Linked DNA regions of Homo sapiens: region 1 is linked to region 2. A link is an interaction called in ENCODE POLR2A ChIA-PET data of the cell type or tissue named here. Cell type or tissue: Panc1. All regions are shown on one strand. Links, peaks and the distances in the headings refer to the core of each region. The heading gives the core; the rest is flanking DNA.

What was found. Peaks named below come from ENCODE experiments on the same cell type or tissue, not always from the same donor. Only the 100,000 strongest peaks of a DNase experiment are listed, where the experiment ranks them.
Region 1: POLR2A ChIA-PET joins it to region 2 with 11 read pairs; 5 of 35 experiments call an interaction of 5 or more read pairs at or near these places.

The regions. Positions count from the first base shown.
Region 1 is chr9:36,504,362-36,520,807 of GRCh38, forward strand. No RefSeq gene overlaps it. Among named protein-coding and RNA genes, the nearest start is that of MELK, 60 kb to the right of the region's middle. In Panc1, for the core only: no CTCF peak of the experiment used is centred there; no DNase peak of the experiment used is centred there.
Region 2 is chr9:36,406,860-36,423,305 of GRCh38, forward strand. LOC124902152 (a long non-coding RNA gene) reads right to left here and starts at 7,531. Exons shown (of 2, transcript XR_007061475.1): 1 at 1-7,531. It also overlaps a transcript of RNF38 not described here and the pseudogene MRPS21P4. RefSeq lists an enhancer at 8,829-9,451. In Panc1, for the core only: no CTCF peak of the experiment used is centred there; no DNase peak of the experiment used is centred there; H3K27ac peaks cover 366 bases.

The DNA of each region.
Region 1 (16,446 bases), core at 2,841-10,840, 96 kb after region 2:
GGTGGCGGGAAGACGGGTAACCTTCTTCCTGTCCTCACAAGATGGCAGGTTTATTTTAAGGGTGTTTTTAACAGCTTAAAAAATGGATTCAAAGAACACTGGGGGAAGCCTCTGATTTTTGGGCTTCTGCCCATGATGCCTTTTTTTTTTTTTTTTTAACAATGGTATTTGACTCCCAGTGAGATTTGTTCCTTCATTACATTCTGATCATATTGCTTTTCACATCCCCCTCCCTGCAGAGGCTGTTGGGAAGGAAAAAGGAAACAGCCTTGAAGAATGAATGCTTAGAGGTTCTATTTTTTTTTTTTTTTTTTTTTGAGACGGAGTTTCGCTCTTGTTGCCCAGGCTGGAGTGCAATGGCATGATCTCGGCTCACCGCAACCTCCGCCTCCCAGGTTCAAGCAATTCTCTTTGCTCAGCCTCCCGAGTAGTTGGGATTATAGGCATGCGCCACCATGCCCGGTTAATTTTGTATTTTTAGTAGAGACGAGGTTTCTCCATGTTGGTCAGACTGGTCTCGAACTCCCGACCTCAGGCTATCTGCCCACCTCGGCCTCCCAAAGTGCTGGGATCACAGGCGTGAGCTTCCACACCTGGCCTGCTTAGAGGTTCTATTTGCCCTATGTCTGCTAATCAGCAGCAAGCTGGGAACATAATTTTCACTTTTTCTTTTTTTCTTTTTTTTTAAGACAGAGTCTCACTCTGTCACCCAGGCTGGAGTGCAGTGGCGCGATCTCGGCTCACTGCAACCTCTGCCTCCCGGGTTCAAGCAATTCTCCTGCCTCAGCCTCCCGAGTAGCTGGGACTACCGGCGCATGCCACTACACCTGGCTAATTTTTTTTTTTTTTTGTATTTTAGTAGAGACAGGGTTTCACCGTGTTGCCCAGGCTGGTCTGGAACTTCTGAGCTCAGGCAATCCGCCCACCTCGGCCTCCCACAGTGCTGGGATTTTAGGCGTGAGCCACTGCGCCCAGCCAATTTTCACTTTTTCTTATGCCCATGAGAAAAATCTTGATTTTACCCTTAGTACCAGGAACACCCTTAATGCCAGGTCCACAGTGCAAAGTGGATCTTCATACACGTTCTCTCTACTGGACAAAAATCCTGATTCGTTTGAGATTTCTAAACCTTAACTGGGCAAGACAACTTGGATGATGAGGCCGCGTGGCATTGTGGAAAAGGCTCTGGACGGAGAGTCAGGAGACCTGGACAGTCATGCCATCCTATGTCGTGCCACTACAAGTCCCACCCTCTCTCTAGGCCTCCCTTCTCCATCAATAAGAGTAAGGTTTAAGTGCAGCTCTTTGTAGTGTATTTACATACATTATTTCATTTAATCCTCATGAGAAGCATAATAAGTCCCATTTTATAAAAGTAGCAGGGATTTCGAGAAATTAAGACTTGCTGAAGGTAACAGAGTAATCAAATAGTTTTGATTGGTTTGGTTTTGTTTAAGTTGAATGTAACCTGCTAATGTTGTTATTTGTCATTAATTCACTAATTGACAAACATTAATTCAGCATCTTCATGTGCCAAATACTGTTTTTTGGCTCAAGGAACACGGACGTTTTCAGGAATAATCTTGTTGGTTAATGGTCTACACAGGTCAATGTGTCAGTTAAAAAAAAAGTATAATTGCTGGGTGCGTGGCTCACGCCTGTAATCCCAGCACTTTGGGAGGCCAAGGCGGGCAGATCACCTGAGGTCAGGAGTTCGAGACCAGCCTGGCCAACATGGTGAAACCCCGTCTCTACTAAAAATAAAAAAAAATTAGCCGGACATGGTGGCAGGACCTGTAATCCCAACTACGTGGGAGGCTGAGGCAGGAGAATCGCTTGAACCTAGGAGGCGGAGGTTGCAGTGAGCCAAGATCATGCCACTGTACTCCAGTCTGGGTGACAAAGCAAGACTCCGTCTCAAAAAAAGAAAAGAAAAGTATGATTAAGGGTCTTCTTCTTCTCCTTCTCCTTCTTCTTCTTCTCTTAATGGAGTCTAGCTCTGTCGCCCAGACTAGAGTGCAGTGGTGTGATCTCAGCTTACTGCAACCTCCACCTCCCAGGTTCAAGTGATTCTCCCGCCTCAGGCTCCTGAGTAGCTGGGACTACAGGTGTGTGCCACCACGCCAAGCTAATTTTTTGTATTTTTAGTAGAGACAGGGTTTCACTGTGTTAGCCAGGATGGTCTGGATCTCCTGACCTCGTGTTCCATCCACCTTAGCCTCCCAAAGTGCTGGGATTACAGGTGTGAGCCATCGTGTCCAGCCCCTTTCTTCTTCTCTTAAGACAAATATGGGTTAACTTTCCATCTCTGTCCCCCTGGAAGTCTAATAAAGGGGCAATGTCAGCTGTGGTATTCAACAGCATCGCTTATGGTAAAAATAACTCCTGATTGGTAAACTTCTTCTGGGCCAGGATACATAAGTACCTGATGAGAACACAGCTTTGGGCCACCCTAATTGCAGTGACACTTGTAACCAGTTCATCGTCTATGGAGAACCTGATAGCTATGCTCCCGAGACACTAGATATGATTCCTATTTGGGACAGGGCATTTCTTTTCTTTTCTTTTCTTTCTTTTTTTTTTTTTTTGAGACGGAGTCTTGCTCTGTCGCCCAGGCTGGAGCGCAGTGGCGCGATCTCGGCTCACTGCAAGCTCTGCCTCCCGGGTTCACGCTGTTCTCCTGCCTCAGCCTCCCGAATAGCTGGGACAGGCGCCCGCCACCATGCCCGGCTAATTTTTTGTATTTTTAGTAGAGACGGGGTTTCACAGTGTTAGCCAGGATGTCTCGATCTCCTGACCTCGTGATCGCTCACCTCTGCCTCCAAAAGTGCTGGGATTACAGGCGTGAGCCACTGCGCCCGGCCAGGGCATTTCTTCTTCTTCTTCTTCTTCTTTTTTTTTTTTTTTTTTCCGAGACGGAGTCTCGTTCTGTTGCCCAGGCTAGAGTGCAGTGGCGCGATCTCCACTCACTGCAAGCTCCGCCTCCCAGGTTCAAGCGATTCTGGTGCCTCAGCCTTCTGAGCAGCTGGGACTACAGGCGCATGCCACCAGGCCCGGGTAATTTTTTTGTATTTTTAGTAGAGACGGGATTTTGCCATGTTGGCCAGGCTGTTCTTGAACTCCTGACCTCAGGTGATCTGCCCTCCTTGGCCTCCCAAAGTGCTGGGATTACAGGCATGAGCCACCGCGCCCAGCGGGACAGGGCATATCTAAACTAAGGTTGTCGCTGCACCTGTGAATATGATCCTGTCTCCTTGCACCTAAGCTGTCACCTGGGGGGCCAAAGAAGACTAATCACTGGATAACTACAATAACTCTGCTGAAGAGAAGTGCCAGATGTTGTTCTGCTGGCACAGTGTGTCATGTCTTGAATCCTTCTGAGTGAATCTGATGCAAAGTAAAGCCTATGGTATTGAGGGTAAATGTCTGGTTGAACTCAAAGACCACCTAATAATGGACATTTCAGGGGCAAATCCAGATCCAGTAGTTTTGAAGATATAATTCCAACCCTATTTTGTCTGACTCTAGCCATGGTTCTCAATCTTGGCCACACGTTGGACTCACATTGAAATGATATTGAATCCCTTGCCACAATGAACACAGCAATAAAAAAAGAAAGCACTGCTACACACAACATGGATGAATCTCTTGGGCATGATGGTGAAAGAAAGGAGCCAGCCACAAAAGAGTGCAAACTGGGTAATTCCACTTATCAGAAGTTCAGATGCAGCCCAAACTAACCAGAATAGTGGCTATTATTGAGGGGGTAGGTATTGACTGGAGGCAGAAGGGAGCCTTCTGGGGAGCTATAAATATCCTGTATCGTGATCTGTGTGGTGGTTACATGGGTGGGTGTATATATTCATAAAATATGTGAAGGCAGGGAATCTAGAAGCAGAAAGATAGGCTGAATCCAAAGGTGGGTGGGGGGCTTAACTAGAGATTTGAGGCCTGAGCTGGAGGCTGAATCTTCTGTAAAAACTCCCACTGACCCTGCAAGGTGGAAAGTGTGAGCCCCGTGGAAAGGTACTGAATAGTAATTCTATCAGAGGGACCCAAGACTTTGAGAAAGGAGAAATAGGAGAATGGGACCTAGATGTTCAACTCCCAAGGGAAGCGGGAAAGCAGCCTGCAGCTGCAACCAAAAGGAAAACTCCACTATGCAAGGAGCTATGAATATAAAAACCCAGGGGAGGTAACATTTTGTGGATATCAAGTGACAGTTTTGGAGATGGTATTTTACTTTTTATGTGTCTCTTTCTTCCCCCATCTATTTTTAAGACTTTTAATTGCAGGAGAATTAAATAAAGTAATGTACGAGGCTTTATTTTAGTCAGACTGGAGCCCAGACAGCACCTGAAATTAGGTCCTGCCTTTGTTAAAGTGGATTAATTTATTCCTAGCTTCAAGCTGGGATGAAACTTCTGGTGTAAGACCAAATTGAAAGAGAAAATCCAGGAGTCATGCTTCATGACAACTGGCTGAAAGGATGGAGGCCACTGTCTTGGTGGAGGAAGGATCTCAGGGAAAGCGACAGGACATGGGAAGTGTTTCCATATATCTGAAGGTTTGCCATGTGAGAAAAAGGCAGATTTGCTCAAGATGAGTGCAGAGGGGAACAAGGAAATTCTATGTGGAAATTCTTGGAATTCTTGGGGGCACCAGAGTTGCTTGAACCCAGGAGGTGGAGGTTGGAGTAAGCCTAGATCGAGCCACTGCACTCCAGCCTGGGTGAAAGAGTGACTCTGTCTCAAAAAAAGAAAGAAAGAAAGAAAGAAAAACACTTTTCTTCTGACATATTCAAATAATATCATCGGCGTTAACAAAGATAGACAGCTAAAGTCATAAATTTGTGTTCTAAGTGATTCAAAGCTGTGCAAGTATTGATATGAACAACTATATTTGTGTAGACAGGGAATGATAATATCACCCATGTAGAGATGGCAGGATGAGTGATCTTCACTGGAATTACACCAGCATGCTCCTGCTCTTCCTTTTTCATTTTTTTTCAGGTTTTTAAAATAATCTACCATATTTTTATTGGTTGCAAGAAATATTTTCCCTTCTCCAGATTTGGAGAACAGGATTTTCTTCCCTCCTCCCTGCAACCCATTCCAGTTGCTCACCCTGTGTTTGGCTTGACTAGCCAAGTGATTCCCTCCTGCATGAAATTCTTACATTGCTCTTGATTCAAATTCATACTAGGTGTTTAAAAATGCATAATCTCAGTTAATCCTCTCAACAGCCCACAATATCAGTATAATTATTCTCATTACAATTAAATTCATGTCTTGGATCTTTGAGGCTGTTTGTGAGTAGCTGAAACAATGAATAGTAATTCACAAATGTCAAGGGTCTATTCTAATTTACCTGTCTGTCTCCCAAAATAGACTATGAAGACTTGAACTTTTTTTTTGTTTGATTTGTTTTTTGAGATGGAGTCTCACTCTGTCGTCCAGGCTCGAGTGCAGTGGTGCAATCTCTGCTCACTGCAACCTCTGCCTACCAGGTTCAAGCAGTTCTCCTGTCTCAGCCTCCCCAGTAGGTGGGATTACAAGCATGAGCAACCACGCCCAGCTAATTTTTGTATTTTTGGTAGAGAGGGGGTTTCACCATGTTAGTCAGGCTGGTCTCGAACTCCTAAGTGATCTGCCTGCCTTGGCCTCCCAAAGTGCTGGGATTTATAGGTGTGAGCCACCGCGCCCGGCCAATTTTGAACTTATGAACCATATCTTATTCATCATTATATTCTCAACAATACCTAGCACGATTCCTGACGCATAGTAGGGGCTCAAAATTATTTTTCCAATAAATAAATAGATTAATGGAAAGGTATAATAATTAATATTGCATTTGAATCATTTAAATAGGGTGCATTTATATATAATAGATCAAAGATACTTGAGGGAAATCTCAAAATAGTTGTTTTTTTTTTGGGACAGAGTCTCACTCTATCACCCAGGCTGGAGAGCAGTGGCGCAATATCAGCCCACTGCACCCTCTGGCTCCCAGGTTCAGGTGATTCTCCTGCCTCAGCCTCTTGAGTAGCTGGGATTATAGGCACCCGCCACGAGCCCGGCCAATTTTTGTATTTTTATTAGAAATGGGGTTTCGCCATATTGGCCAGCTGGTCTCCAACTCCTGACCTCAAGTGATCCGCCGTCCTCGGCCTCCCAAAGTGTTGGTATTACCGGCGTGAGCCACTGCACCTGGCCTCAAAATAGTCTCAACTGTGGTGAAAAGACTAGAAAACGATCCTACCTGCAGTTTCTACCATATGAAATTATGCATTCTTGAAAAATAAGATAGCAGAAATAGCGACAGAATCCCTTTATAACTAGGTATCACTCCTGTAATAAACCAAAATAATTTATTCTGAGGGATAAAAGGGTAAGCCCTTCAGCCCCACTCCTTCTCGTCTCTCCTTTCCCTCCCTTTTCTCTCTTCTCCCTTTTCTCCTTTCTTTTCTGTTCCCATTTTCAAACATTTACTAAGACACTATTGCCTTAACACACTGTGAGGATTTCAGCCCTTGCCTTCAAAGAGCTTATAGTCCAGAGGAAAAAAGGTTAAGAAATGGCAATATCTATAACCACGGTGACAACATCTGACTTTCTACAATAGCATCAAGCCCACAGTTTTGCCCGAGCCGCCCTCGGGCGCACCACGAATCCCATCTTGGAAGACTTGCCTGATCTTTTTTCCCTGAGCACAGGCACAAAGAAAATTCTTCTCCTCATTCTGTAAATACTTAGTGTATCTGACTGAACTGCATCTGACTGAACTGCAATAGCAACTGGGCTTTCCTCTGGGAGCAAAAGCTAGGGAAAGCCTCAAAACAATATTAAAAATGACTGGAGCTACTCAGAAGAATTATAACAACTGGAAGGGGACTTAGAGAACTTTCAATCCAGCTACCTCATTTTCCAGATCTGGAAGCTGAGAACCAGAGTTGGAAGGTGGTGACCTGCCTGTGGTCACATAGCAAATCAGTGGCAATGCAATAATCCTGAGATTATTTTAAGTAGTGCATGACAAACTTTTACATATACAAATAATTGTGCATTTCTCTTTTTTTTTTTCTTTTTGAGACAGAGTCTGGCTCTGTCGCCAGGCTGGAGTGCAGTGGCACGATCTCAGCCCACTGCAATCTCTGTCTCCCAGGTTCAAGCAATTCTCCTGCCTCAGCCTCCCGAGTAGCCGGGATTACAGGCACACGCCACCATGCCGGGCTAATTTTTGTATTTTTAGTGGAGATGGGGTTTCACCATGTTGGCCAGGATGGTCTTGATCTCTTGACCTCGTGATTCACCCGCCTCTGCCTCCCGAAGTGCTGGGATTACAGGTGTGAGCCACCATGCCCAGCCTGCATTTCTATTTTTAACTTGTATAAATTTAATGAGTATAAGTGGAATATGCATTTATTTTAGTTTAGGAAATATATAAAAAGCACATCAAGCTCTGATTTTATAGATAAGGATATTATATAGTGGTCAAAAGTTTTCTTTAAATTTTAAAATAAAAAGATGAATGGGCTGGGCATGGTGGCTCACACCTGTAATCCCAGCACTTTGGGAGGCTGAGGCAGGTGGATCACTTGAGGTCAGGAGCTCGAGACCAGCCTGGCCAACATGGTGAAACTCCATCTCTACTAAAAATACAAAAATTAGCCAGATGTGCTCGCTTGACCCCAGGAGGCGGAGGTTACAGTAAACCGAGAGTGTGCCACTGCACTCCAGCCTGGGGGACAGAGCAAGACAGTCTTAAAAAAAAAATGAATGAATTAAAATAAAAGTATTTTTTAGGCCGGGTGTGGTGGCTTACGCCTGTAATCCCAGCACTTTGGGAGGCCGAGGTGGGCGGATCACCTGAGGTCGGGAGTTCAAGACCAGCCTGATCAACATGGAGAAACCCCGTCTCTACTAAAAATACAAAATTAGCCGGGCATGATGGCACATGCCTATAATCCCAGCTACTCAGGAGGCTGAGGCAGGAGAATAGCTTGAACCCAGTAGGTGGAGGTTGTGGTGAGCCAAGATCACGCCATTGCACTCCAGCCTGGGCAACAAGAGTGAAACTCCATCCCCCTTAAAAAAAAAAAAATAAAATATATATATATATATGTGTATATATATATATATATATGTATAAAATATATATGTATATATATGTATAAAATATATATGTATATATGTTATACATATGTATAATATATATAATACATGTATAATATATAATACATGTATCATATAATACATGTATCATATATATTATATATGTATATATTATATACATATAATATACATAATATATAATTGTAATATATATAATATATAATATGTAATATATTATATAAATAATATATATGTATATATTATACATTATACATGTATAATATATATAAATAATATTATATATAAATAATATTATATATAATAAAAATATATAAATATATAAAATATATATATAAATAATATATATAATATATATTATACATGTATTTTATATATATATAAAGTATATACATACATATTTTTTTAAAGTAGAGGCCAGGTACAGTAGCTCACACCTATAATCCTAGCACTTTGGGAGCCCAAACCAGGTGGATTGCTTGAGCCCAGGAGTTCGAGGCCAGTCAGGGCAACATGGTAAAACCCCATCTTTACAAAAAATACAGAAAATTAGACAGGTGTGGTGGCATGCGACTGTAGTCCCAGCTACTTAGGAGGCTGAGGTGGGAGGATCACCTGAGCCCGGATGGTCAAGTTTGCAGTGAGCTGTGATCATGCCACTGCACTCCAGCCTGGGTGACAGAGTGAGACCCCTGTCTGGAAAAAAAAAAGAGGTGGGAGTAGTCAGTACAATAATGGAGTAAAAAAATTACGAAAGGGGTATGCAAATTACTGAAGTTTAGAAAACATCATGTTTACTATATCACACTGCATCTCTCCAAGATAAGATAAAGGACTTTGAAGCTGGGCGCAGTGGCGCATGCCTGTAGTCCCAGTTACTCAAGAGGCTGAGGCGGGAGGATCACTTGAGTCCAGGAGTTCGAGGCTACAGTGTGTTATGATTGTACCTGTGAATAACCACTGCAGTCCAGCTTGGACAACAAACAAGACCCTGTCTCTAAAAAAAAAAAAATTAAAATTTAAAAAATAAGAAAATGTAAAGGACTTTGACAAATGTACCGGCTCAGAACATTCTGAGAAGACAATTTTTTAATGTAAAGGTGATGATTGAATAGTTGGATATGTGCACGTTTAGCAAAAATGGGTTAGGCACAGTTAAGAGTAGGTATTTTATTCAGGAAGAATAGAAGGCAACTAGATGGGGGAGTTTGGCCTGAGTTTTGACATTTGATAGAAATGATTGTGTTTTCTTTTTTTTTTTTTTTTGAGATGGAGTTTTGCTTTGTTGCCCAGGCTGGAGTGCAATGGCGCGATCTCGGCTCACCACAACCTCCGCCTCCTAGGTTCAAGCAATTCTCCCGCCTCAGCCTCCCGAGTAGCTGGGATTACAGGCATGCACCACCACGCCTGGCTAATTTTTTTTTTGTATTTGTAGTAGAGACGGGGTTTCTCCACGTTGGTCAGGCTGGTCTCGAACTCCTGACCTCAGGTGATCCGCCCACCTCAGCCTCCCAAAGTACTGGGATTACAGGCGTGAGCCACTGCGCCCGGCAATGATTGTATTTTCAAGTATGCCTTCCTGGATTAACAAAGGGTCAAATAGAAACCCTGCAACCTGTTTTCCTATAACTGAATGTGAGTGAATATTTTATCAGAATTGGGTTCAAATCCTGCTTCTGCCACTTCCCAGCTTGTGCCCTCTGCCAAGTCACTTAACCACTCTGAGTTTGTGAAAAAGTTACGTTGTCAGGAGCAACTATGAGAATGTCAAAATGCCTCGAAAGGGAGAGTGAGAAAAAGACTGAAAGAAAGATGAAGAAAAAGAAAAAAAAAAATGACAAAAGAGAGGAAGCCAGGTTGGAAGGACTATAAGAAGAATGGGAGCTGGTAAAATTATTTCAGACTTTATGTGCTGAAATAGTCATTCTTGTCACAAGCTGCTAGATTTTCTTCTTATGAAAACATTTCTAAGGTGGCAGATGAATATATTTTTAAAATTTTTCCTGAAACATAACACTCCAACAGGATGTGTTAGAGAAATGCCAAGAAAAGAAGGCAGAAGGAGGTAAAGTCCTTGAATGAAAAGGAAGATAAAGGGATCTATGCATGGACCTAGTGGGGCAGAAGTCCCACCTCCTCTATGAAGCCCCACTGGGTTCCTGGGTGGAGCTGACTGTCTCCTCCTTAGACCCCTGCTATATTTACACACCTTCTACTAGGGCCAGTGCAATGGCTTAGGAGCATCTCTGTTTGTCATTCCCATTAGATAATAATCCCCTTAACTGCTGGGACTGTCTTATTTATCTTACGTATTCCCAGTCCTTCTCACAGGACCTGGTCCATATGATATGCTTGATAAACATCTGTTGAATGAATGAGCCTGTTTCTAGGAACTTGCAGTGATGATCTTTGAGGGATAAATGGAGGTCAGGAAGACATTTGGCCTGGAGTGTGTCTGGGGAGACATACTTACTGTTTTCCAATAGTTGAAGAACTGTCTTGGGGAAGTGTATTTTTAAAATGTGCTCTGTCGTCCTTAATGGCACAGCTAGAACTAAGAAAATCAACCTGGCTAACATGGCAAAACCCCATCTCTACCAAAAAACTACAAAAATTAGCCGGGCGTGATGGCACATGCCCAAAGTCCCAACTACTCGGGAGTCTGAGATGGGAGGATCATTTGAACCTGGGAGGTGGAGGTTGCAGTGAGTCCAGATCGCAGCCTGGGCAACAGAGCAAGACTCTGTCAAAAAAAAAAAAAAAAAAAAAGGAGCCATGGGCTTGGACTGGAATGTACTGCCCATGTTTACTGTGTTCATAAACTCTGGTGCAGGGCTTCAAGTGCCCAGAAGTAGGGTCACCTGTTTTAAATTTACACACAAGTGCCCTATGGGATTAGGAGTCAGAAAGACTTGAGTTCTAACTACTCAACTTTTCTAGCAGTGTGACTTTGAGCAAATTAATTAGCCCTCTGAGCCTCAGTTTCCTTTTTTCAAATATGCCAATAACTATATCTCCCTCCCGGGGTGAGATAAGGCTTAAATAATAAAGCAGGCTGGGTGTGGTGGCTCATGCCTTGTAATCTCAGCACTTTGGGGGACCAAGGTGGTAGGACTGCTTGAGCCCAAGAATTCAAGACCAGCCTGGGCAACTTAGAGAGACCCCGACTCAAGGTGGCCAGGCGCGGTGGCTCACGCCTGTAATCCCAGCACTTTGGGAGGCTGCAGCGGGCGGATCACGAGGTCAGGAGATCGAGACCATCCTGGCTAACACGGTGAAACCCTGACTCTACTAAAAATACCAAAAATTAGCCGGGCGTGGGGGCGGGCACCTGTAGTCCCAGCTACTCGGGAGGCTGAGGCAGGAGAATGGCGTGAACCCGAGAGGCGGAGGTTGCAGTGAGCTGAAATCGCGCCACTGCACTGCAGCCTGGGCGACAGAGCGAGACTCCGTCTCAAAAAAAAAAAAAAAAAAAGAGAGACCCCGACTCAAAACAAACAAAAAAAATTCTTTTTGTAGAGATGGGGTCTTCCTCTATCACCCAGGCTGGAGTGCAGTGGCACAATCTTGGCTCACTGCAACCTCTGCCTTCCAGGCTCAAGTGATCCTCCCACCTCAGCCTCCCAAATAGCTGGCACCACAGGCCCACGCCACCAGACCCAGCTAATTTTTTGTATTTTAAGTTTCTCCATGTTGCCCAGACTGGTCTTGAACTCCCAGCCTCAAGTGATCCACCTGCCTTGGCTTCCCAAAGGGATGGAATTACAGGTGTGAGCCACCACACCTGGCCAGAATTTTTTTTTTTTGGAGCTGGGGTCTTGCTCTGTCGCCCAGATTGGAGTGCAGTGGTGTGATCTCAGCTCACTGCAACCTCCACCTCCTGGATTCAAGCAATTCTCCTGCCTCAGTCTTCTGAGTAGCTGGGATTACAGGCGCCCACCACCACGCCTGGGTAATTTTTGCATTTTTAGTAAAGACAGGGTTTCACCACGTTGGCCAGGCTGGTCTCGAACTCCTGACCTCAAGTGATCCGCCCACGTCGGCCCCCCAAAGTGCTGGGATTACAGGCGTGACCCACCGCACCCGGTCCAGACTTTTTTTTTTTTTCAATTAGCCAGGTGTTGTGCCATTTGCCTGTGGTCCCAGCTACTCAGGAGGCTGAGATGGGAGAATTCCTTAAGCCCAGGACTTCGAGGCTGCAGTGAGCTATTAATGCACCACTGCACTCCAGCCTGGTCAACTGAGTAGGACCCTGTCCCACACTGCCCCCCACAAAAAAGCACATAAAGCTCTTAGCACAGTATCATAACAAACATTTAATTTCTTTTAAGAAGACAGCCCTAGTGTTTTTTTGTTTGTTTGTTTGCTTTTTTGGAGGCAGAATTTCGCTCTTGTTGCCCAGGCTGGAGTGCAATGGCGCGATCTCCGCTCACCGCAACCTCTGCCTCCCGGGTTCAAGCTATTCTCTTGCCTCAGCCTCCCGAGTAGCTGGGACTACAGGCGCCTGCCACCACGCCCGGCTAATTTTTTGTATTTTTCATAGAGACAGGGTTTCTTCACGTTGGTCAGGCTGGTCTTGAACTCCCAACCTCAGGTGATCCGCCTGCCTCGGCCTCCCAAAGTGCTGGGATTACAGGTGTGAGCCACCATGCCAGGCTGCCCTAGTGTTTTTATTTTCCTTTCAGTCTCTTCCTAGCTATAAACATGGATAATTGAATAAAACTTCTCAACATTGCAACTTCTCTTTCTGTAGGAAACAACCCTGTTCAATCCCATTGTCTGCCTCCATGAAGACTTCCCTTACATTCATTAACTAGATGACATTGCATAGTCACTTCCTTCTGAGAGCTTGTTTTTCTATCTGTAATGAAGACAGGAGAGGGAGGAATGTCTATTTCTATTTTTAGCAGTCCATTTCCACAAGTGTATGTTAATTTTGTAAAGAAAGAAAAGATTTTTAAAAATTGAACTAAACTGCTGTCTAATGTCCCTTTTTGCTCTGACATTTTTTGAGCCTGAGAATCTAAGCCTCCTTCTCTTTCCCCTGTTCCCATTGCCCTCCTCCATTCCTAGCTTCTCTCTCTCTCTGGCCTTAGAATGCAAAACTCCATTGAGAGTGCACCATGCAGGTGGAAGGATTGCAACAAATACATTTCTCCTCTGGCCCCATGCTAGGACCTGGTCCCAGAAATGGCTATAGCTGGGAACATCTAGGGAAGCCCAGAGCAGATCGGATTGCCTTACTTAGCTGGAGCTCAGCCTATCTATTCTTTTTCTATTTTTTTTTTTTTTTTTTTGAGACGGAGTTTCGCTCTTGTTGCCCAGGCTGGAGTGCAATGGCGTGATCTCAGCTCACTGCAACCTCTGCCTCCTGGGTTCAAGCGATTCTCCTGCCTCATCCTCCTGAGTAGCTGGGATTACAGGCATGCGCCACCATGCCTGGCTAATTTTGTGTTTTTATTAGTAGTGACGGGGTTTCTCCATGTTGGTCAGGCTGGTCTCGAACTCCTGACCTCAGGTGATCCGCCCGCCTCAGCCTCCCAAAGTGCTGCGATTACAGGCATGAGCCACCGCACCCGGCCTTTTCTTTTTCCTTTCTTTTTTTAAAAAAAGGAGTCTCGCTCTGTCGCCCAAGCTGGAGTGCAGTGGAATGATCTCGGCTCACTGCAGCCTCCACCTCCTGGGTTCAAGTGATTCTCCTGCCTCAGCCTGTTATGTAGCTGGGACTACAGTGGGACTACAGGTGTGATCCACCACACCCGGCTAATTTTCTTTTCTTTTTTTTTTTTTTTTTTGAGGAGTCTTGCTCTGTCTTCCAGGCTGGAAGTGGCGCAATCTCGGCTCATTGCAACCTCCACCACCCTGGTTCAAGCAATTCCCCTGCCTCAGTCTCCGAAGTAGCTGGGATTACACGCGCACACCACCATACCCAGCTCTTTTTTTTTTTTTGGTAATTTTATTAGAGATGGGGTTTCACTATGTTGGCCACACTGGGTCTGGAACTCCTGAACTCCTAACCTCAGGTGGTTTTTTGTTTTGCTTTGTTTTTTGTTTTGTTTTGTTTGTTTTTGATGGAGTCTTGCTCTGTTGCCCAGGCTGCAGTGCAGTGACGCAATCTCGGCACTGCAACCTCTGCCTCCCGGGTTCAAGCGATTCTTCTGCCTCAGCCTCCAGAATAGCTGGGACTACAGGCACACGCCACCACACCCAGCTAATTTTTGTATTTTTAGTAGAGATGGGATTTCACCATGTTGGCCAGGCTGGCTTGAACTCCTAACCTCGTGATCTGCCCACCTTGGCCTCCCAAAGTGCTGGGATTACAGGCATGAGCCACCACGCCCAGCTCACCAGGCTAATTTTCATCTTTTTAGTAGAGACGGGGTTTCAGGCTGGTCTCGAACTCCTGACCTCAAGTGATCCACCCACCTCAGCCTCCCAAAGGGTTGGGATTACAGGTGTGAGCCACCGCACTTGGCCTTCAGCCTATGTTTTCATTTGAGCACTTTTCTTTATAATTTCACGTTGTCATCCTCATCTAGTACCCAATTTCCTTTAGGGAAATCCAGCAGTTGAGTTACAGAATGATAGACTTAAAAGTGTGCAAACTGGATAACAAAGAAATCATGTTCCGGCCGTGTGAGGTGGCTCACGCCTGTAATGCCAGCACTTTGGGAGGCCGAGGCGGCTGGATCACGAGGTCAAGAGATCGAGACCATCCTGGCCAACATGGTGAAGCCCTGTCTCTACTAAAAAAAAAAAAAAAATTAGCTGGGCATGGTGGCGCTGGTGGCATGTACCTGTAGTCCCAGATACTTGAGAGGCTGAGGCAGGAGAATCGCTTGAACCCGGGAGGCGAAGGTTGCGGTGAGCTGAGATCGTGCCACTGCACTCCAGCCTGGGCAACAGAGTGAGACTCTGTCTCAAAAAAAAAAAAAGAAAAAAGAAATCACGTTCCACAAAAACTGTGCAACCCGGCCGGGCTTGGTGGCTCATGCCTGTAATCCCAGCACTTTGGGAGGCTGAGGCAGGAGGATCACTTGAGGTCAGGAGCTCGAGACCAGCCTGGCCAATATGGTGAAACCCCATCTCTACTAAAAATACAAAAATATTAGCCGGGCTTGGTGTATGCCTGTAGTACCAGCTACTCGGGAGGCTGAGGCAGGAGATCACTTGAGCCTGGGAAGCAGAGGTTGCTGTGAGCTGAGATCACTCCATTGCACTCCAGCTGGTGCAACAGAGCAAAACTCCATCTCAAAACACACACACACACACACACACACACACACACACACACAAAACCTATGTAGTCCACCCCGTCCTTATTTCTGTTATCCTTTTTTTCCCTCAAGGACCAAGTGGCTTAAGCTTTTCTGACCAAATAACATTAATTTTATCTTTTATCCTCTCCCCATCCCTCTTCCCCTCCCCCTCCCCCTCTCTCTCCCTCTCCCCCTCTTCTTCTTTCTTCTTCTTTTGAGACAGGGTCTTGCTCTGTTCCCCAGGCCAGAGTACAGTGGCAGGATCTTTGCTCACTGCAACCCCCGCCTCCTGGGTTCAAATGATTCTCATGCCTTAGCCTCCTGAGTAGCTAGGACTATAGGTATGCACCACCACACCTGGCTAATTTTTTGTGTTTTTAGTAGAGACGGTTTCTCCATGTTGGAGGGGCTGCTCTTGTGACCTCAGGTGATCTGCCAGCCTCAGGCTCCCAAAGTGCTGGGATTACAGGCATGAGCTCTGCAGCCAGCCATCTTTTCTTCTTTAAATGTTTTATTTGTTTGTTTATTTATGTATTTATTTTTGAGACAGAGTCTTACTCTGTCACCCAGGCTGAGTGCAGTGGCATGATCTCGGCTCCCTGCAACCTCCGCCTCCCGGGTTCAAGTCTCCTGCCTCAGCCTCCCTATTAGCTGGGATTACAGGCTCATACCACCATGCCTGGCTAATTTTTTTTTCTTTTTTTTTTTGCGATGGAGTCTCACTCAGTTGCCCAGGCTGGAGTGCAGTGGTGTGATCTCAGCTTGCTGCAACCTCCACCTCCTGGGTTCTGATGATTCTCCCGCCCCAGCCTCCTGAGTAGCTGGGATTACAGGCGCCCGCCATCATGCCCAGCTAATTTTTGTATTTTTGGTAGAGACGGGGTTTCACTATGTTGGCCAGGCTGGTCTTGAACTCCTGACCTCAGGTGATCCACCTGTCTCGACCTCCCAAAGTGCTGGGATTATAGGCGTGAGCCACCATGCTGGCCCAGTTAAAATGTTTTAAAGAGAATACAAAATGTAAAAATTAGGAATATATGAAAAGGCATTTCTGA
Region 2 (16,446 bases), core at 4,785-12,784:
AATAACATAAAGCTGCACTGGGCCGGGCGCGGTGGCTCACGCCTGTAATCCCAGCACTTTGAGAGGCCAAGGCGGGCAGATCATTTGAGCTCAGGAGTTTGAGATTAGCCTGGACAGCATGATGAAACCCCATCTCCACCAAAAATACAAAAAAAACCCAAAAAACAAAAGATAAAGCTGCACTGAGGGAAAAGGCATATTGGCTGAACAGCATTTAGCCTACGCAGTATCTACAAGCATGCTACAACTTGATCTACTACTGCAAAACAATCAGCATAAGCAGTTTCACCCAGAAATGTTAACACAAATCAAAGTAGAAAAAGTTAATTAGTAGCAGCTGCCGGCTATAGCAGCTAGAGACCAGAAGAGGGCAGCAAAGGCTCACCCAAATCGAAGTCCACTGAAAGCCTCCCATATTATATAGCCACTTATCCAGCTTTGAGGTGAAGAGTTAGTCAGGTGGCTGTTTCCACAGTGCAGGTGAGAGATGACTTGGACTGAACCATGGTAGCTGGAATGACAGAGGGCAAGCTCATGGTAGTGAAGGTGTGAAGGGGCTAAAGCAGGTGGACAGTGAAAAGGCATCGGCCAGGAAGGAGTTCAAATGAAGAAACCTAAGTGCCTAGGACAGCCAAGTCAGAAGCAGAAAAACAGAGACCTATACCAATCAGAAGTGGAGACCCAAGGGCACAAATAAAGCATACACTGCACATCACAGCATATTCAACCTCTAGAACAGGGTAACCAGGCAGGAGCTGACCCTGAGGCAACAGGCCTCCACTAGATGGCCTGCTGTAACCTATACTCTTTGAAGCCACACTCTTGCTTGTTCTGTTCCGGAGAACAGACAGCACCTTGAGCTCAACTGTATGCTCCAGCAGCTTCATCTCAGGGGCAATCATATTCTGGCACTACAGTTTTTACCAAATCCAATGGAGACCCAGAGCACAAAAAAAAGTTAGCCACATACAGATCTAGGTTATTCTTTTCAACAAAGCCAATTCTTTCTTTGTTAGGGAGGAACCATCTCTGTATTTTTTTTAAATCCTGTATTACATTTAGGTTGTTCTCAGTGTTTTGCTATTACAAAGCTATTATTAATATTCTTGTACATACATATAGTTTGGCAAGCATTTGAAAATATATCCATAAAAGTACATTTCTAGAAGTAGAATTGCTGGTTCAAACAGTATGTGAATTTTCTTAAAATTTCAAGATATATTGCTACACTGCCTCCTAAAAGGCAGCATCAATTTTTTTAATTTTTTGAAACCTGTCACCCAGGTTGAGGTGCAGTGTCATGATCACAGCTCACTGCCCCCTTGAATTCCTGGGGGCTCAAGTGATCCTCCCGCCTCAGTGCTGAGTAGCTGGGACTACAGGCATACACCACCACAACAGACTTAATTTTTTTTTTTTTTTTTTGTAGAGACTAGGTTTCACCATGTTGCCAAGGCTGGCAATTTTTATTCAAAGCAAAGCTAACTGATCACAGTTTGGAGTTGACCCTGGAGGGGAATCAGTAGTTTTCAGGGTACTCCCTGAGGAAAGATAGGCTAGCCCTATGGACAGCAGTACGCCAAGCATCAGGAAGAGAGAAGCCCTGAGCAGAACTTGGACCAGTATACTTTTAGTGAAGCCATATTTCATATGCAGCTTTAAGTTCTCTTTGTTCTGATGCCCTTCTGTTAAATCCTTTATTAAATATTAATAGCCTAGGAACTAGGCCCAAACTATAATCTAGGAGCTGGGCCTAAACTTGAGCCAAAGTGACACCAGTGAGAACACCTTAGGGAAGCTGGTGACCAATGGGCCATGGGTCAAAGGACTGGCTGGAAGGACAAGCAGTTTACCCAGGAAGTCCCAGAAATACCTGGAGAGGAAAGCCAGACAAACTGTTCAACTGAATTTAAGAAAAGCAAGCGCTCAAATCATTAAGAATTGGGCATTAATGGAAAATGTGATCCCAAAAGCCAGTGAAATAAGGACTTAAATGGGTTATACTTACATAAGTGCTTCAAGAAAATAAATGATGTTATGCACATGGCCGGGTGTGGTGGTTCACCTCTGTAATACCAGCACTTTGGGAGGCAGAAGGGAGCGGATCACTTGAAGTCAGGAGTTCGAGGCCAGCCTGGCCAACATGGTAAAACCCTCTCTCTACTAAAAATACAAAAATTAGCCGAGTGTGGTGGTGAATGCTGGTAATCCCAGCTACTTGGGAGGCTGAAGCAGGGGAATCACTTGAACCTGAGAAGCAGAGGTTGTAGTGAGCCAAGATCACACCACTGCACTATAGCCTGGGTGACAGAGTGAGACTGTCTCCAAGAAAGAAAGAGAGAGAGAAAGGGAGGGAGGGAAGGAGGGAAGGAAGGATGGAAGGAAAGAAGGAAGGAAGGAAGGAAGGAAAGAAGGAAAGAAAGAAAGAAAAGAAAGAGAGAGAAAGAAAAAGAAAGAAAGAAAGAAAAAGAAAGAAAGAAAGAAAGAAAAAAAGAAAGAAGGCAGGCGGGCGGGCAACAGAAGCACAGCCAATTAGCTACTTTACTTTTGGGAAAGACCACGAAGAGAAGTCGCTGAAAACAGACATGGGAATCACAGTCTTAAGAAGTTTGAGATGCAAGAAACATTCGAATGCTGCAGACCAGACTGCCTGAACGTCTTACTATTTCCATTATGTTCAATGAGGAACACACTTTCTTTCCTCTAGGGAATTCTGGTGGAGCTCAAATACCTGTACAGTCAATAACTTGCTCTAGATGACACACACCCTGCTATAGAAGTCTAACATCTTGCATTCATGAAATGTGACCAGCTCACTAAAACTGCCAGTGTTTCCACTGATGATAGTTTTAGGATCCTAACACGAATGGTTTTGCACAGACATATGTGATACACGGTGCATCTCCACAAACCCTGTATCCTCCTGCCCGTGCCACATTCTACAGGCCCTCCAGACTTTAAGGAAAAGAAGGAAATATGTGGGCAGATTTCTAATTTGTACTACAAAACAAATCATAATATTAAGTAAATCTCTTAAGGCAGTACAACTCTTTGTAGAGTAAATATAAAATTTAAGCTTCCATAGGAAGCTTATTTATCTTCCCCTGGCTTGCTTGTTCCTGTTGCAATAGTGTCTTGTAAATAAAACAAAATAAACTTAGGAGATAATGACATTTTAAAGACCAACAAAATAATCTCCAATAACAACAATCTCAAAATACCTATCATTACATGGAATCTCTAATCAGATATTTTACAACAAAGCAAAGTGAGAATCTACTGAAAACACAGTGGGTCACATAATCATATACTAAATAAATTCCAGGTAGATAAGAAAGGATAATGTAAAATTATTAAAACTTTTAGAAAATACGGGTAAATATCTGAATGGAGACAGATTTCCTAAACCTAAAGGCAATGAAACACTACAAAAGAACATATCACAATAGATTTGTTCCTCAAATTATTTATTTATTTTTATTTTTGAAATGGAGTCTTGCTCTGTCGCCCAGGCTGGAGTGCAATGGCATGATCTCGGCTCACTGCAACCTCTGCCTCCTGGGTTCAAGCGATTCTCCTGCCTCAGCCTCCCGTGCAGCTGGGATTACAGGCGTCCACCACCATGCCTGGCTAATTTTTGTACTGTGAGAAGCCATGCCACCAGGAACAAAGGGAAATCTATGAAACCTGCTGGCAGATCTACAACATGGAAATGGCTAGCAAGATCAACTTCTTGATGTAAAAGAATCAGGCAGAACCGAGGCAGGAATGCTGAGGCCTGCGGATAAGACATCCAGTATGAAAACACCCAACCAGTTTTTGTCTCTATCTCTTTTCTTTCAACAACCCTATTTTCTATTACTATTCTCTAAAATAAATCAATCACGTTTCCAAGAAGGCCTCCACATATAAAAACAATCCTATTAGTCAGCAGTGGACCCTCTCTTTTATTAAGTGAAGGAAGAAATGGAGTCTGAAAGTAGTCTAGGAGTAGAATGTTGTTTCCCAGGGGCTGGAGGAGGCAATGAGGAGTTATTGTTTAATGGGTAGAATTTCAGTTTAGGAAGATGAAAAAGTTCTGGAGATGGAGAGTGGTGGTGGCTGCACAAAAAGGTGAATGTACTGTATGTACTTAATGCTACTGAACTGTACATTTAAATGGTTAAGATGGTACATTTTATGTTATGTGTATTTTATTACAGTAAAAAATGTAACTTATGTAATAAGTGAAAATACATGTAAATCATGTCTAGTAAGGGGTTAATATCCAGAATATATAACTCCTAAAACTGAACAGCAAAAAAAAAAAAAAAAACCTGATTAAAAAATGGCAAAAGGAAGTGTAAATGAAAACCACCATCTCACACTCATTAGGATAGTTACTATAAAAAAATTAAAAAGAAAATAACAAGTGTTGGCGAGGATTTGGAGAAACTGGAATCTCTCTGCACTGTTGGTGGGAATATAAAATGGTACAGCCACTATGAAAAACAGTATGGCAGTTCCTCACAAAATAAAAAACTGAATTACCATATGATCTAGCAATTCCACTTCTGGGTATATACCAAAAAGAACTGAAAGCAGGGTTGAAGAGATACTTGTCCACCCGTGTTCATAGCAACATTATTCACAATAGCCAAAAGGTGGAAGCAACCCCAAGTATTTATCAATGATGAATAAACAAAATGTGATGTATATTACAATGACATTTTTTTTCCTTGAGACAGAGTCTTGCGCAATCACCCAGGCTGGAGTGCAGTGGTGCAATCTTGGGTCACTACAACCTCCGCCTCCCAGGTTCAAGTGATCCTCCTGCCTCAGCCTCCTAAGTAGCTGGGACTACAGGTACCTGCCACCACACTGGACTAACTTTTGTATTTTTTTTTTTTTAGCAGAGACAAGGTTTCACCATGTTGGCCAGGCTGGTTTCAAACTCCTGACTTCAAGTGAACCACCACCTCAGCCCTCCAAGGTGCTGGGAATATAGGCATGAACCACCACGCTCAGCCTTACAAAAGAGTATTATTCGCCTTATAAAGAAAGGAAATTGTGATATATGCTACAACATGGATAAACCTTGAGGACCTGCTAACTGAAATAAGCCAGTTACAAAAAGAAAAACAGTGTATGATTCTACTTGTATGAGGTACATACAGCAGCCAAATTCAGAGAGACAGAAAGTAGAAGGGTGGTCTTTTATAAACATGTTGTATTATGCCACTCCTTTGCATAAAACCCTCCAATGGCTTCTCGAAAAAGCAGAATAAAATCTAGACTACTTTCCCTGGCTTACAAAGAACTACATGGGCTGGCCCATGCCCACCTCTCCAAGCTCATCTCATACCATTCCCAATCCGCATCCACCATGCTTACAAATATCAGCCTTTTGTTTCCCTCATCTTTCCGGCTTTAGGGATTTTGCACTAGCTGTATTATTTCCCTTAAATGTTCTTTCCATGACCCTGATTTTCACCTGAATTGTTACTTATTATTCAGATCTTTGCCAAAGTGTCAGGTTGAAGGCCATCTTCAACACCTAATAGAGAGCAGCTAACTACCCAATTACTTGCACAACATGAATCTTGAAATGACCATGTGATATGGTTTGGATATTTGTCCCCTACAAATCTCATGTACTGTAATCCCCAGTGTTGCAGATGGGACTTCGTGGGAGGTATCTGGATTTTGCGGGTGGATCCCTTATGAATGGCTTAGCGCCATCCACTTGGTGAAGAGCGAGATGAGATCTCGCTTTGGTAGTCCACGAAAGATCTGGTTGTTTAAAAGAACATGGCACTGGCTGGGTGCAGTGGCTCACGCCTGTAATCCCAGCACTTTGGGATGCCGAGGTGGATCACCTGAGGTCAGGAATTCAAGACCAGCCTGACCAACATGGTGAAATCCCATCTCTGCTAAAAATACAAAAATTAGGGTCAGGCGCGGTGGTTCACACCTGTAATCTCAGCACTTTGGGAGGCCAAGGCGGGTGGATCACCTGAGGTCGGGAGTTCAAGACCAGCCTGACCAACATGGTGAAACCCTATCTCTACTAAAAATACAAAATTAGCCGGGTGTGGTGGCACATGCCTATAGTCCCAGCTACTCAGGAGGCTGAAGCAGGAGAATCGCTTGAACCCAAGAGGCAGAGGTTGCAGTGAGCTGAGATCAAGCCATTGCACTCTAGCCTGGACAACAAGAGCGAGAGTCCATCTCAAAAAAAAAAGCTGGGCGTGGTGGCAGGTGTCTGTAATCCCAGCTACTAGGGAGGCAGAGGCAGGAGACTCATTTGAACCTGGGGGGGCAGAAGTTGCAGTGAGCCAAGAATGCGCCATTGCACTCCAGCCTGGGCAACAGAGCAAGACTCCATCTCAATTTAAAAAAAAAAAAAAAGCATGGCATCTCCCCACAACTCTCTCTTTCCCTCTATCACCATGTGATATCGCCTCCTTTCCCTAAGCTTCCTGAGGCCTCACCAGAAACCGATGCGGCACCATGCTTTGTATAAAGTCTGCAGAACTGCAAGCCAATGAAACTTTTCTTTATAAATTTCCCAGCCTCAGGTATTTCTTTATAGCAACACAAGAACAGACTAACATAATCATGCTCAATGAGAGAAGCCAGACACAAAAGGCTACATTTTGAGATCCCATTTTATGAAATGTACAGAATAGGCAAATTCATATACAGAAATATCAGTGGTTGCTGGGAGCAGGGGGCAAGAAATAATGAGAAGCATGGGATATGTTTCTGTTTGTTTGTGTCACCTATGGTTTCTTTCAGCAGTATTTTGTAGTTTTCCTTGTAGAGGTCTTTCAGCTCTTAGGTCTATTCCTAGTTTTGTTTGTTTGTTTTTGCAGCTATTGTAAAAGCAGTTGAGTTCTTGATTTGATTCTCATTTGGTCACTTTTGTTGTATAGTTCAAGCCCATTGTTTCTTTGTTAACTTTCCATCTTGATGACTTGTCTAGTGCTGTCAGTGGAGTATTGAAGTCCTCCACTATTATTGTGCTGCTGTTTTCTAGTAGCAATTGTTTTGTAAATTTGGGAGCTCCAGTGTTAAATGCAAATATATTTAGGATTATGATATTTTCCTGTTGGACCAGTCCTTTTATCATTACATAATGTCCCTCCTTGTCTTTGTTAACTGTTACTGCTTTAAAGTCTGTTTCGTCTGATATAAGGATAGCGACTCCGGATAGCGACTCCTGTTTGCTTTTCATGTCCATTTGCATGGAATATCTTTTTTCACTCCTTTACCTTATGTTTATGTGAGTCCTTATGTGTTAGGTGAGTCTCTTGAAGACAGCAGATACTTGGTTGGTGAATTCTTACCCATTCTGCCACTCTGTATTCTTTGTGGAGCATTTAGGCCATTTACATTCAACGTTAGTATTGAGATGTTAGCTACTATTCTATTCATCGTTCTCGCTGCTGCCTGAATATCTTGGTATTTTTTCCTTGTGTTATTGTTTTATAGGCCCCGTGAGATTTATGCTTTAAGGAGGTTCTATTTTGGTGTACTTTGAAGTTTTGTTTTGTTTCAAGATTTAGAACTGGGCTCACGCCTGTTCATCCCAGCACTTTGGGAGGCTGAGGGGGGCAGATCACCTGAGGTTGGGAGTTCGAGACCAGCCTGACCTACATGGAGAAACCCTGTCTCTACTAAAAATACAAAAAATTAGCCGGGCGTGGTGGCACATGCCTGTAATCCCAGCTACTCGGGAGGCTGAGGCAGGAGAATCACTAGAACCCAGGAGGTGGAGGTTGTGGTGAGCCGGGATCGCACCATTGCACTCCAGCCTGGGCAACGAGAGCGAAACTCTGTCTCCAAAAAAAAAAAAAAAAAAAGATTTAGAACTCCTTTTAGCAGTTCCTGTAGTGCTGGCTTGGTGGTGTCGAATTCTCTCAGCATTTGTTTGTCTGAATAAGACTTTTATCTTTCCTTTATTTATGAAGCTTAGTTTCACTGGATACAAAATTCGTGGCTGGTAATTGTTTTGTTTAAGGAGGCTAAACATAGGACTCCAATCCCTTCTAGCTTGCAGGGTTTCTGCTGAAAAACGTGCTGTTAATCTGACAGGTTTTCCTTTATGCTTTTCCCTAACAGTTCTTAAGGTTCTTTTCTTCATCTTTATTTTAGTTAGCCTGATGACTGTGTGCCTAGGTGATAATCTTTTTGCAATGCATTTCCCAGGAGTTATTTGAGTTTCTCGTATTTGGATGTATAGATCTCTAGCAAGGCCAGGGAAATTTTCCTCAATCATTCCCTCAAATAAGTTTTCCAAATTTTTAGATTTCCCTTCTTCCTCAACAACACCAATTATTCTTAGGCTTGATCGTTTAACATAATCTCAAACTTATTGGAGGCTTTATTCAGTTTTTTTCTTTTTTGTCACACTGGGTTAATTAAAAAGCCTTATCTTTGAGCCCTCAACTTCTTTCTTGTTCAATTCTATTGAAATTTTCCAGTGTATTTTGTATTTAAGTGTGTCTTTCATTTCCTGAAGTTGTGATTGTTGTTTTATTGATTTTATTTCTCTGGAGATTTTTTTGTCCGTATCTTGTTTTTTTTGTTTTTTTGTTTTTTTCTAATGTCAGAGGAAAGATCTGGGGCTCAATAGCTGTTGTTCAGATTCTTTTGTCCCATGGGGTGATCCCCTGACATGGTGCTCTCCCCCTTCCCCTAGGGATGAGGTTCCTGAGAGCTGGACTACAGTGATTGTTGCTGCTCTTCTGCATCTAGCCACCTAGTAGAGCTACTGGGGTCCGGGCTGGTACTGGGGAGTGTCTGCAAAGAGTCCTGTAATGTGATCAGTATCCCGGTCTCTCAGCTGTGGCATCTGCTCCGATGGAGGTAGCAGGGGAATGAAGTGGACCCTGTGAGGGTCCTTGGTAGTTTTGTTTAGTGCACTGGTTTTCTCAAATGCTGGTTGTGCTGGCAGTGAAGTTGTAACATGGACAGACTCAGAACCTCTGGTTAGCTAGGATGTTACAGGCAGTGGAATTTGCTATTATTTTCTCCTTTCTTGGTGCAGAGTTGTTCTTTTATGAGTTGCTGTAATGGCTTCAGTTGGTTGGCCTCCAGTCAGAAGGTGGCGCTTTCAATACAACATCGACTGCAGTAGTACGGGGCGGGGGATACAAGTTTGCCCTAAGGTCACTTGGATAAGTATTCTGATTTATCAGGTGATGGGTGGCACCATAGAGCTCTCAAGATATTATGTGTTTTGTTTTACGCTACCAGGGCGGAAAAAGACCATCAAGTAAGGGCCAGGTTAGGCATATCTGAGACTCTCCTTGGGCGGGGCTTGCTGTGGCCACAGGGCGGAGGGAGGGGGAGGGGGTGGGAGATGGGAGGATGGGGGATGGGGGTGTGATTCTCAGGCCAATAAAATTGTATTCCCTGGGGGATTATGGTTGCCTCTGCTGCTTCAAACAGATCACCAGGGAGTTGGGGGCAAGCTGGCAGTGACAGGCCTCACCGAATTCCTCCACAACCAGCAAGGCCGGTCTCAGTCCCACCATGCCCTGACAACACCGTTATATCCAGGCAGCCTTAGAGCAAGGCTGAGATTTTGCCCCAGGCTACAAAAGCCCCTGCTGAGAAAGCAGGCAAGGATTTCAGGTCTTGCCCCTCCCTGCCTGCCCTAACTTCTGTGCCAGTATCTGCACTTTCGGTTTGCCCACTCCCAAATATTGCCCAGGAAAATTTGCACTCAGTCAAAATTATTACAAAGTTAGGCTGTAAGTTTTCTTCTCCCTGTGGTCCTTCCCCATTTCTAATGGCAGCCTTTCCCAAGAACCCCTGGTAAGATAAAAGTCAGAAATGGCTTCCCTGGGGACTAGAAGTGTCTACAGGGCTCCTTCTTGCTGCTGCCTCGATATTTTTTTTTTTTTTTTTTTTTTTTTTTTGAGACAGAGTCACATTCTGTGGCCCAGGCTGGAGTGCAGCGGCACCATCTCAGCTCACTGCAGCCTCCGCCTCCTTGGTTAAAGCGATTCTCCTGCCTCAGCTGCCTAAGTAGCTGGGATTACAGGCATGTGCCACATGCCCAGCTAATTTCTGTATTTTTAGTAGAGATAGGATTTCGCCACGTTAGCCAGGCTGGTCTCGAACTCCTGACTGCAGATGATCCACCCACCTTGGCCTCCCAAAGTGCTGGGATTACAGCACTTTTTGGCTGGGAGCCACCGCGCCTGGCCTTGCATCAACTTTTATATTTCATTTGGCTCTCTAAATTCGTATCAGCTCCAGGTAAGGTTAAATCCTTCTCCCATGATCTGGATTTTCAGGTTCCCCAGTGAGGATGTGTGTTCAGAGGCAGACTTTCCCCCTCTTCACTTTGGGCACTCACAGCTTTTGGCTGTCTCATGGAATTTGCAGCGACAAGCCGCTTATTTCAAAGGGTCTGTGAATAATTTCGGTTTTACTGTTATGTTCCTGCGGTAGTTCTTGAAGCAAAAGTTCACGATGTGAGTCTCCACACACTGTTTTGTCCATCCGAGTAGAAGCTGCAAGTTAATCCTGCCCGCTTTTGATTTAAAATTATACATCTTACTTGAATTCTAACAGTAGGTTAACTTTTATTTTTGATATTTGAACTATTTACCTAAAAGTACCAATAATAATTCTATAAATTAACAATACTTCCATCACTTTTTTTGGTTTTGGAGACAGAATCTCACTCTGTCACCCAGGCGGGAGTGCAGTGGTGCAATCTCGGTTCAATACAAACTCCACTTCTGGGTTCAAGAGATTCTCCTGCCTCAACCTTCCGAGTAGCTGGGATTACAGGCGTGCACCACTACGCTCAGCTAATTTTTGTATTTTTAGTAGAGACAGGGTTTCACCATGTTGGCCAGGCTGGTCTCGAACTCCTGGCCCCAAGTGACCTGCCTGCCTTGGCCTCCCAATCTGCTGGGATTACAAGCATGAGCCACCAAACCCAGCCACTTCCACCACTTTTTAAATGAAACACTGCTTAACTTTTACAAATCTAGTTCCTATCTTAAGCTAGAGAATCTTTCTCTACCAAGGTACAATCAAGGAACTTGATTTTACAAGGATGAAAAACATTTCATACAAATATGGTAAGAAAAAACAATCTGTTAATACTGAAATTCCAATTGTTATTTCTCAGGAGAGAAACTGAATAGAGTGCTGTGTTTGTTTTTACAATCAATATGTGATTTTTTTTTTTTTTTTGGAGACAGGGTCTCACTCCATCACCCAGGCTGGAATGCAGTGGCTTGATCTCCATGCAACCTCAAGTAATCTTCCCGCCTCAGCCTCCTGAGTAGCTAGGACCACAGGTGTGTACCACTAGGCCCAGCTAATTTTGTATTTTTTGTATACACAGGGTTTTGCCATGTTGTCCAGGCTGGTCAGCTGGTCTCAAACTCTTGAGGTTGAGTGATCCACTCATTTCGGCCTCCCAAAGTGCTGGGATTACAGGCATGAGCCACTGCGCCTGGCCAACAATCAATATGTAATTTTTAAAAATTAAAAAGAGGCCAGGCATGATGATTCATGCCTGTAATCCCGGCACTTTGGAAGACCAAAGCAGGTGGATCACTTGAGGACAGGAGCTGAAGACCAGCCTGGCCAGCATGGTGAAACCCCATCTCTACGAAAAAAAAATACAGGCTGGGCGCAGTGGCTCATGCCTGTAATCCCAGCACTTTGGGAGGCTGAGGCGGGCAGATCACTTGAGGTCAGGAGTTCATGACCAGCTTGGCCAACATGGTGAAACCCTATCTCTACTAAAAATACAAAAATTAGCCAAATGTGGTGGTACGCGCCTGTAATCCCAGCAACTCAGGAGGCTGAGGCAGGAGAATCGCTTGAACCTGGGAGGCGGAGGTTGCAGTGAGGCGAGATGGTGCCACTGCACTCCAGCCTGGGTGACAGAGCAAGACTCTGTCTCAAAAAACAACAACAACAACAACAAATTAGCTGGGCATGGTGGTGGTGCATGCCTGTAATCCCAGCTACTCGGGAGGCTGAGGCTGGAGAATTGCTTGAACCCTGGCAGTGGAGGTTGCAGTGAGCCGAGATCACACCACTGCATTCCAGCCTGGGCAATGGAGCAAGACTCCATTTCAAAAATAAACAAATAAATACTAAAAAGTAAAAAGATCAAGAAAAAGGAAGTATACAGTCACAGAAGAAAAACTGGTACATCTCGAGCAAAAATCTAAAAATCCAAAATCTGAAATGCTACAAAATCCAAAACTTTCTGAGCAAAGATTTCACACTCAAAGGAAGTACTCAATGGAACATTTTGGATTTTCAGATTTGGGATGCTCAACCAGTATATAACGCAAATATACAAAACCTGAAAAAAATCCAAAATCCCAAACACTTCTGGTCCCAAGCATTTTAGATAAGCGATATTGAACCTGTAAGTACATTTTCCATCTTCCCTGAAGGCAGTATGCATGGGATTACTTATACCACAAGCTGGATGGGTGCTTTTTTCCAAGACAAATGAATGAAGCCTACTATAAGGAATTCTTGTCAAGAAAGACTCCTGCTCTGAATCAGTACACATAAGCAGTTTAGGAAGAACTCTTCTATTTTCGTTTCTCAAATGGCCATCCTCCTGGCAATGTATCAAGAACTCTGAAAAAATATATAATTGAGGCTACAAGTTAATTCACCTCAACTGAGAGAATAGTCTTATCAAATTCTTCAATATTTTATCTCATTCTCAGGTCAGACCTAGTTCCCCAGCTCAAGCTTGTTGTCACTGTGAAAATGTGACTATTTTCAAACTGACATTAGCTGAGTTAATTTCAGTATCTAAGTGAAACATGACTACAGGTGGCACGGCATCTGTATTCCCAGCTACTTGGGAAGGCTGAGGTGGGAGAATCCCTTGAAGGTGGGGGCAGAGGTCGCAGTGAGCAGAAATTGCGCCACTGCACCCCAGCCTGGGTAACAAAGTGCGACCCTGTCACAAACAAACAAACAAAAAACTCGCACAGAATTCTGAACCTGACACAGGGTAGGGATGACTTGGCAAGGAGCCTGGAATAACAAATAGTCATGAATCAGAATAAAGGCCTGGGGGCAAGAAAAAAAACTACCGAGAAGGACTGGTGCCAATGGTTCAGTTCCACTGTGACTCTCTGAGGCCTTCTCCACTTGCAGATATGTTTCTCCAAGCATGTCACAGTTGAATGGGTGAAGTTAAAATAGGAATAGGTTTCTTCAAACAGCAGAGTACAGACTTGAGCAAGGCAGCTTGGGATGGAATCCCAGTGTACTGCTGTGTGATCTTGGGTAAATATTTAATCTGTGCCTCAGATTCCTCACTGATAAAACTGGAATAAAGCAGTCCCTACTTCAAAGGGTGTTGTGACTACCTGGTTAAAAGGACAACCTTCGGCCGGGCACGGTGGCTCACGCCTGTAATCCTAGCACTTTGGGAGGCCGAGGCGGGTGGGTCACGAGGTCAGGAGATCGAGACCATCCTGGCTAACACAGTGAAACCCCCTCTCTACTACAAATACAAAAAATTAGCCAGGCGTGGTGACAGGCACCTGTAGTCCCAGCTACTAGGGAGGCTGAGGCAGGAGAATGGAGTGAACCCAGGAGGCAGAGCTTGCAGTGAACTGAGATCGCGCCACTGCACTCCAGCCTGGGCAACAGAGCAAGACTCTGTCTCCAAAAAAAAAAAAAAAGAGGACAACCTTCTCCCAGTACTTCTATGCCCCCTTCCCTGCTTTCTTATTCTTCACAACACAAATAATCAGTTAACAATATCTTTATTGTCTTGCCTTTCCCCACTCACAGAAAGCAAGCTGCATAAGAGCAAAGACTTCTGTTTTCTTCAATGCAGTATCCCCAGTATCTAGAACATTGCTCTGTATGTAGTAGCTACTCAAATATAAACGTTTGCCACCTAGAAATTATGGAATATGGCCCTGTGAACGAATGTAAAAATAATGCTGGAGGGCTTGTGCAAATTGCTGTGCCCAATATAAATTAATGAGAATTTGTAACTCACAGGATTTAATAATTAACATCAGAGCTGGAATCAGTTTCTTCCAGCACTATAAACTATAAACAGATACATATCAGGAGAGAAACTTTAAGCTGGAGAACAACAGATCAAGCCAAAAAATTGGGGATTGGACACCACCTCCAAGGCTGTAGAGAGGATGTCCAACAAATAAATTGGCCCTCATACTCCTTGCCTGAACTGTGGTTCCATCCCCAGTCACACATGGATTAGTTAAAAGTGAGAAAACTTATAAGAAAAATCATGTAAGAAAAATCATCTTTTCTTCCCCAATCTGAGAAATACACCATGCCTGAAAGATAGGCAAAGACAACAAGCAAAGAATCAACACGTTTTGACAATGTGCTCAGAATACCTAAGCAAATATTTTATATAACTTGCATTCGATACAGAAGATCTGGTCTACCCCTAGCACTGTGGGTTACCCCTGAACAAGTAATTTCTCCCATGGTGGTCACAGCTCCCAAGTTTATTTTTTTTTAAAGCAGGTTGGGGCCAGGCATGGTGGCTCACGCCTGTAATACCAGCACTTTGGGAGGCTGAGGTGGGAGGATCACTTGAGGTCAGGAGTTTGAGACCAGCCTGACCAACATGGAGAAACCTCGTCTCTACTAAAAATACAAAATTAGCCGGGCGTGGTAGCGGATGCCTGTAATCCCAGCTACTCGGGAGGCTGAGGCAGGAGAATCACTTGAACCCGGGAGGCGGAGGTTGCAGTGAGCCAAGATCACACCATTGCACTCCAGCCTGGGCAGTAAGAGCGAAACTCTGTCTGAAAAATAAAAATAAATAAATAAAATAAAAATAAAAAGCAGGTTGGCGTAAACGTGCTCTATGATCCCTTTAATTCTGAGTTAGACTATGAAGAAGTGGGGAAGGGAGAGAGAGTGAGTGTGCAGAGGGCAACAGGTTCATTTTAGTTTTTGCAAAACCAATACCCACGTGTCATAGAAAGACGTCAGGGGGCTGTTGTATATGTAGCGATCTGATTTTTAAATATGATATCCACCCACTCTCCTCCCCAGAATAACACCTGATGATCCTGTTGAAAGCTATAATCTGGCCAGGCATGGTGGCTCACACCTGTAATCCAAACACTTTGGGAGGCTGAGTTGGGTGGATCACTTGAGGCCAGGAGTTCGAGACTAGCCTGGTCAACATGGTGAAGTCCCATTTCTACTAAAAATACAAAAATTAGCCAGGCACGGTGATGAACACCTGCAGTCCCAGCTACTTGGGAGGCTGAGGCACAACAATCACTTGAACCAGGAGGCAGACACTACAGTGAGCTTAGATCTTGCCACTGCACTCCAGCCTGGGCAACAGAGGGAGACTCTATCTCAAAATAATAAACAAACAAACAAACAAACATAAAAATGCAAAAAATTAGCTGGCCGTGGTGGCACACGCCTGTAATCCCAGCTACTCAGGAGGCTGAGAATCTTTTGAACCTGGGAGGCAGAGGTTGCAGTGAGCCAAGACTGTACCACTGCACTCCAGCCTGAGCAACGAAGGGAGACTCAGTCTACCCACCAAAAAACAAAAAAAAAAAAACAGGAGAGAAAGAAAGGCTGTAATCTGTAACTTTTCTTTTATCCACTTCACTTATTGTAAAATGCTATACTAGAATCTATCTGTTTTCTATCTGGCTGTATTCCCTAAATGCCTAGACACATAGCTACCTATCGATAAGTACTACTTGCTGACTGAATGAATTGAATAAATTCTAAATACATAGTCAAGAGACCCTAATCCATTTTCTCCATTTCCATTTAGGAAACAATCAATATATACATGGTAGGCAGGAAGAAAGGAGAGTCGTTTCAGACAGTTCTTTACCCTGCTGATCTCCTGTTCCTTAATAATATTCCTTAAACTTCTCTTCCCTTTTTTCCCCCATATTTCCAGAAAAATCTCCTGTCTCAAAAGCACAAAATCAGCTATAGAAAAGATTAATAAATTAGAAAACAAAAACATTTTAAGGGGTGACAGGAAGTACCTGGCAAAGGTAGACAAAAAGCTTATCTTCAGAATCTAAGGTCTGGAGACAACCCGGAGGGCAGTCTGGCTTCTATACCATAAATGAACAAATGGATACTAGCATAACACACTTAGCAGAAGAAAAAAAATTTAACCCAAAAGCACCTTCATAATTATGAAGCACAATCACTTGTAACATTAGTAACCTAAAATGATTTTGCCTTCTCCCTCTATCATCACTCTTAATTTCAAATGCTCATTTCTAAAATCTGTAGTATACAAAATTTTCTGTAGCCAACTATATATTCTAGAAGTCTCTTTCAGTGGCTTGCCTTTGAAAGAAGTTAAAAATGAAACTCATGTCTCTTGATTGGTACAATAATAAAGGAGACTCTGGAATGCTATAAGCTACCACTCTCTGTAAAGAGAGTGAAATC